Linked DNA regions of Homo sapiens: region 1 is linked to region 2. The links are chromatin loops, found by intact Hi-C in ENCODE. Cell type or tissue: heart left ventricle. All regions are shown on one strand. Each heading gives the region's core, and the rest is flanking DNA. Links, peaks and the distances in the headings are about the cores only.

Evidence for each region. Peaks named below come from ENCODE experiments on the same cell type or tissue, not always from the same donor. Only the 100,000 strongest peaks of a DNase experiment are listed, where the experiment ranks them.
Region 1: it touches region 2 in a loop (2.1-fold over the local background); 2 of 110 quality-filtered maps call a loop at or near these places.

What each region holds. Positions count from the first base shown.
Region 1 is chr1:183,783,294-183,786,109 of GRCh38, reverse strand. It overlaps a transcript of RGL1 not described here. Among named protein-coding and RNA genes, the nearest start is that of RGL1, 20 kb to the left of the region's middle. In heart left ventricle, for the core only: no CTCF peak of the experiment used is centred there; a DNase peak (open chromatin) is centred at 1,639; H3K27ac peaks cover 345 bases.
Region 2 is chr1:183,663,457-183,666,272 of GRCh38, reverse strand. It overlaps a transcript of RGL1 not described here. Among named protein-coding and RNA genes, the nearest start is that of APOBEC4, 12 kb to the right of the region's middle. In heart left ventricle, for the core only: no CTCF peak of the experiment used is centred there; no DNase peak of the experiment used is centred there.

The DNA.
Region 1 (2,816 bases), core at 176-2,675, 120 kb before region 2:
TCCATATTTTGTTTCATTGATTGATTGATTGATTGAAAGGGTCTGGCTCTGTTGCCCAGGCTGGAGTAGAGTAGTGCAATCACAGCTCGCTGCAGCATCAAACTCCTGGGCTCAAGCGATCCTCCTGCCTTAACCTCCCAAGTAGCTGTGTCTACAGGCACACACCACCATCCCCAGCTAAGTTTTCTGTAGAGATGGGGTCACACTCTGTTGCCCAGGCTGGTCTCAAACTCCTGGCCTCCAGAGATCCTCTAGCCTTATCCTCCCAAAGTGTTAGGATTACAGGTGTAAGCCACTGTACCTGGCCAAAAGCATTTTGAATAAAGGATACCCAACCAGTAATTAGAGGTCAATTTACATGGTTGCCAGCACTCACAAATTACGTTCTTGATGAGTGTCTTATCCTTTTCATTCCCAATGCCACTATGCTGGTTCAGGTTCATTTCACCTAGCACATCTGCCCCATTCATTCATTCATACAATCATGCAAGCAGCTATTATGCTCCAGGTACTGTGCTGGGTGCTGGACATGACATAAAGATCAATACAGAGTTCCTATTTTCAAAGAACATGCAGTCTAGGTAGAGGATAAAGATAATAGGACCTCAAAAATAATGCGAGAAATGCTATAGTAGAGCAGGCACAGGATGTGGCCCTTAGCATCAAGGAGAAGCACCTAATCCACAGTCAAGGAGTCAGGTATGCCTACAGCTGAGACCTTAATAGGAGGCAAAAGTTAACACATGAAAAAGGGGAGAAATATTCAGTTCAAGCGAAGGAATGGCAGGAGCAAAGGCATGGATGCCAAAGAATACAAAGTAATTTCACGGGTGGACCGAAAATAGTTTGATACACCTGAAGGATTAGTGCAATGGGAGATGGGCTAAGGCCAGATGACAAAGAGGGTGGGGGCCATGCTAAGGAATTTAGACTTTATCCTGGGGCAATGGAGATTATGGGGAGATTTCATGCAGTAGAGCTACATGAGAAGACTTGCATTTTAAAAAGTTCTAACCGCAATATGGAGAAAGGATTAGAGCAGCACTGCCCCACTGAAAAATAATGTGAGCCGCTTATAAATTTTAACTTTTTCCAGAAGCCACATGAAAAGAATGAAAAGAAACACGTGAAATTAATGTTTTATTAGTTTATTAATTGTATGAATTTTACTCATATAGTTTATGCCACAGTATTAGAAGGGGGCCTGCAGAGAAGTGAACACACTGGAGAAGTGCTTAGGAAGGAGAATGGCCGAAATTTGTTACAGGTGAGGACTCACTTAACTCTGGTTCCTTTTACACACTAGGATCAAATTGATCTTCCTGAAATACAGCTCCAATTAAGATATTCCTCTGTTTTAATTTTTCCATTGTTCTCCTTTTGCCCACTAAATAAGGCCTAGACTCTTTAGCCAGCAGTGAACCCTGACTGTTTCTCCAGTATCTGCATCCTCCCCTCCAAACAGCTGGACCGCTCTGCTCCCACCTGTAAACCCAGCGTCGAAGGTCAGTCATAACCTTAAGCAGAAGGCATTAAAAGACTTTGGCTCAGCACTCTGGAATGGAGTATTGAACCATTCTTACTGCTAGTCAGGCCCATGTTCCAGGTCTGACTCCTGGCTTGGAAATCTGCCTGGTCCCTCTGGGGCTGGGGCCCAGCTTCTTGCTTTCCATTCTGCTGTTTCCTCCCAGAGCTTGGAAGTCTGCCCATGAACCTGAGCATAGCGGCTGGAGCCTGCTAACTGCTGACAGACTTTCTTATTCCCTCAGTCTTGATTACACTTCTAAGTGCCACCTGTTCCTGTATTTCCCAGTATCAGGCACCTTCCCTCCTTGAGACTTGTCTCCTACCTCTCAGTACCAACTTGTCTGGGTGACCGCTTGTCATCTATCGCCATATTCTTCTGCACATCTCTTCTAATGCCTTGTCTGCCAGCCTAGACTTCCTCACAGTTCCTGATCAATCCTCGAGGGCAGATCTGGTCCCTCCCAGTTTGCCCTGTCTTTTGCAGCAAACCAGGCTATTTCTAACAATTATCTGTAGCTATGACAATGAACATTCAAGGCCCTGCAGATTAGAGCCCCACCACACCATTGAAACTTCTTCCTTAATATGCTTGTGTACCCTTCACTCCACTCAGAATAATCTCATCATTGTATGCTATTCATGCCCCAAGACTGCAGACCTCCCTGATTTATTCCTGACAACTCCACACCCTGGAAAAGTCTTTTTCCCATTCCATTCCTATTTAACTTAGGCATTCACAATAAATATTAAATTCAAAAATATGACAATCCATAATCTCCTCCCCACTCCAACTGGTTACATCTCCCTCCTCTGAACTCCTGTGGCTCATTAGCTGGGTTTCCATTATAGATTTTATTGCATTCTTCCTTATTTTAAATGTCTTATTTCCCTAAGAATATAAATATCTTGGGAATAAGATCCATGTCTGATTACTTAGCAAAGCAAAGTAGCTGGGGGAAAGGGAAATAAGGAGAAAGGGGGAGCAGGAAAGAGAGACTTGGCTCAATTTCACAAAATGAGTAATAGTCCATCAAGGATTATTATTGAGCAAGCTCACATTGTCACATGCCTGTTTAGTATCCTTAATCAAATCATTCCTGAAGCATGGAGGGCAAGGGCTCCTGTCCCTATGGACTTAAGGAAATCTCTGTGAGTCCTTAGGTAATAATATTGGATTGGTGCAAAAGTAATTGTGGTTTTTGCTATACTTTCAATGCAAAACCACAGTTACTTTTGTGCCAATCTAAGTATCATTATATATATGTATGTGTGTGTGTTCCTTATTTTCT
Region 2 (2,816 bases), core at 306-2,805:
AGCACTTTCGGAGGCCGAGGCGGGTGGATCACCGGAGGTCGGGAGTTCGAGACCAGCCTGACCAACATGGAGAAACCCTGTCTCTACTAAAAATACAAAATTAGCCGAGTGTGGTGGTGCATGCCTGTAATCCCAGCTACTCTGGAGGCTGAGGCAGGAGAATCACTTGAACCCAGGAGGCAGAGGTTGCAGTGAGCCGAGATCACGCCATTGCACTCCAGCCTGGGCAAAAAGAGCGAAACTCCATCTCAAAAAAAAAAAAAAAAAGAAAAAAAGAAGACCTTCAGTCAATCATCTAGGCTTTCACTCTAGGAAACTAGAAAAAGCACAGCAAATTAAATTCAAAGTAAGCAGAAAAAAATGAAATAATAAAAACCAGTGCAGAAATCAATAAAATTAAAAATAGAAAAACAATGGAGAAAATCATTAAACCGAAAGCTGATAGGTTTTCTTTAGATCAATAAAATCAATAAGCCTCAAGCCAGGTTAACTAAGAAAAAACAGAAGGACACGAATTACTAATATCAGAAATGAAAGAGGGGACATCATCACTACGGATCTCACAGACATTAAAAGGATAATCAAGGAGCATGATGAACAATCTATGCTCACCTATTTGACAACCTAGATAAAATGGACGAACTCCTTGAAAGACACAATCTTCCAAAGCTTACATAAGATAAATAGGCAGTCTTAATGGGCCTATATCTATCAAAGAAATTCAATCAACAATTAACAACATTCCAAAACATATAGCACCAGGCACAGATAGGTTCACTGAATTCTACCAAAAATTTAAGGAAAATATTACACAATTATCTATAATGTCTTTCAGAAGATAGAAGCAAGTGAAAGACTTACTAACTCATTTTATGAGACCAGCATTACTCTAATACCAAAACCAGACAAAGACATTACAAGAAAACTACAGACCAATATCTCTCATGAACATAGATGTGAAAATTCTCAACGAAAGTATTAGCAAATTGAATTCAAGAATATATAAAAAGAATTACACATCACAACCAAGTGGGATTTGTCCCAGCTATGTAAAGCTGATTCAACATTTGAAAATCAGTTAATGTAATCCATCACATTAACAGGCTAAAGAAGAAAAATCATATGATTTTTCCACATATCAATGAATGTGGAAAAGGCATTTGACAAAATCTAACACCCATTAATGATTTTAAATACAAAAACTCTCTGCAAACTAGGAATAGACAGGAAATTTCTCACCTTGATTTTTAAAAAATCTACAACTAACATCATACTTAATGGTAAAAAACAATAAAGCTTTCCCACTAAGATCAGGAACAAGGCAAGGATGTCCCCTCCTACCACTGCTTTTCAACATTGTACTGGAAATCCTAGCTAACACAATAAGATTGGGAAAAAAAAGTATACAGGTTGGAAAGGAGGAAATAAAACTGTCTTTGTTTGCAGATGACATGATCATCTATGTAGACAATCCAAAAAGAATTGACCGAAAAACTCCTGGAACTATAATAAGCAATTACAGCAAGGTTACAGGATACAAAGTTAACATTTTTTTCTTGTCCTTAGCTTTATCACTGTCTCACTTTTGAAATACAATTTTCCCATTTATCTTAAGACTAGTTCATAAATTTGAAATTATTTTATTTTGCTCAAAAAGTAGGATGCGATAGCAGGATTATGGCATTAAAAAAAAAAAAAAGTATGCCCTCTGGAGTTAGAGTTAGAGTGCTCTGGGTTTAAATCTCAGCTCTGCCAGTTACTAGCTGTATAATCTTGAGCAAACAACTCTGAGCCCAAGTTCCTTTATTTGTCAAATAAAAATTATAATAATTCTAAACTAGTACAGATATGATGCATGTAAAATTGTTGCCACAGAGCACGTACTCAGTAAATGACATGATCCTATATGAAGAAAACCGTAAAGAACACAAAATGAATTAAGTTGCAGGATACAAAAATCAACACACAAAACACAGTTGCATCTCTTTACACCAATCATAATCTATCTGAAAAGGAAATCAAGAAAAATTCCCATTTATTTTTATTTTATTTTATTATTATTATACTTTAAGTTTTAGGGTACATGTGCACAATGGGCAGGTTAGTTACATATGTATACATGTGTCATGCTGGTGTGCTGCACCGATTAACTTGTCATTTAGCATTAGGTATATCTCCTAAAGCTATCCCTCCCCCCTCCCCCCACCCCACAACAGTCCTCAGAGTGTGATGTTCCCCTTCCTGTGTCCATGTGTTCTCATTGTTCAATTCCCACCTATGAGTGAGAACATGCGGTGCTTGGTTTTTTGTTCTTGCAATGGTTTACTGAGAATGATGATTTCCAATTTCATCCATGTCCCTACAAAGGACATGAACTCATCATTTTTTATGGCTGCATAGTATTCCATGGTGTATATGTGCCACATTTTCTTAATCCAGTCTATCGTTGTTGGACATTTGGGTTGGCTCCAAGTCTTTGCTATTGTGAATAGTGCTGCAATAAACATACGTGTGCACGTGTCTTTATAGCAGCATGATTTATAGTCCTTTGGGTATATACCCAGTAATGGGATGGCTGGGTCAAATGGTATTTCTAGTTCTAGATCCCTGAGGAATCGCCACACTGACTTCCACAAGGGTTGAACTAGTTTACAGTCCCACCAACAGTGTAAAAGTGTTCCAATTTCTCCACATCCTCTCCAGCACCTGTTGTTTCCTGACTTTTTAATGATTGCCATTCTAACTGGTGTGAGATGGTATCTCATTGTGATTTTGATTTGCATTTCTCTGATGGCCAGTGATGGTGAGCATTTTTT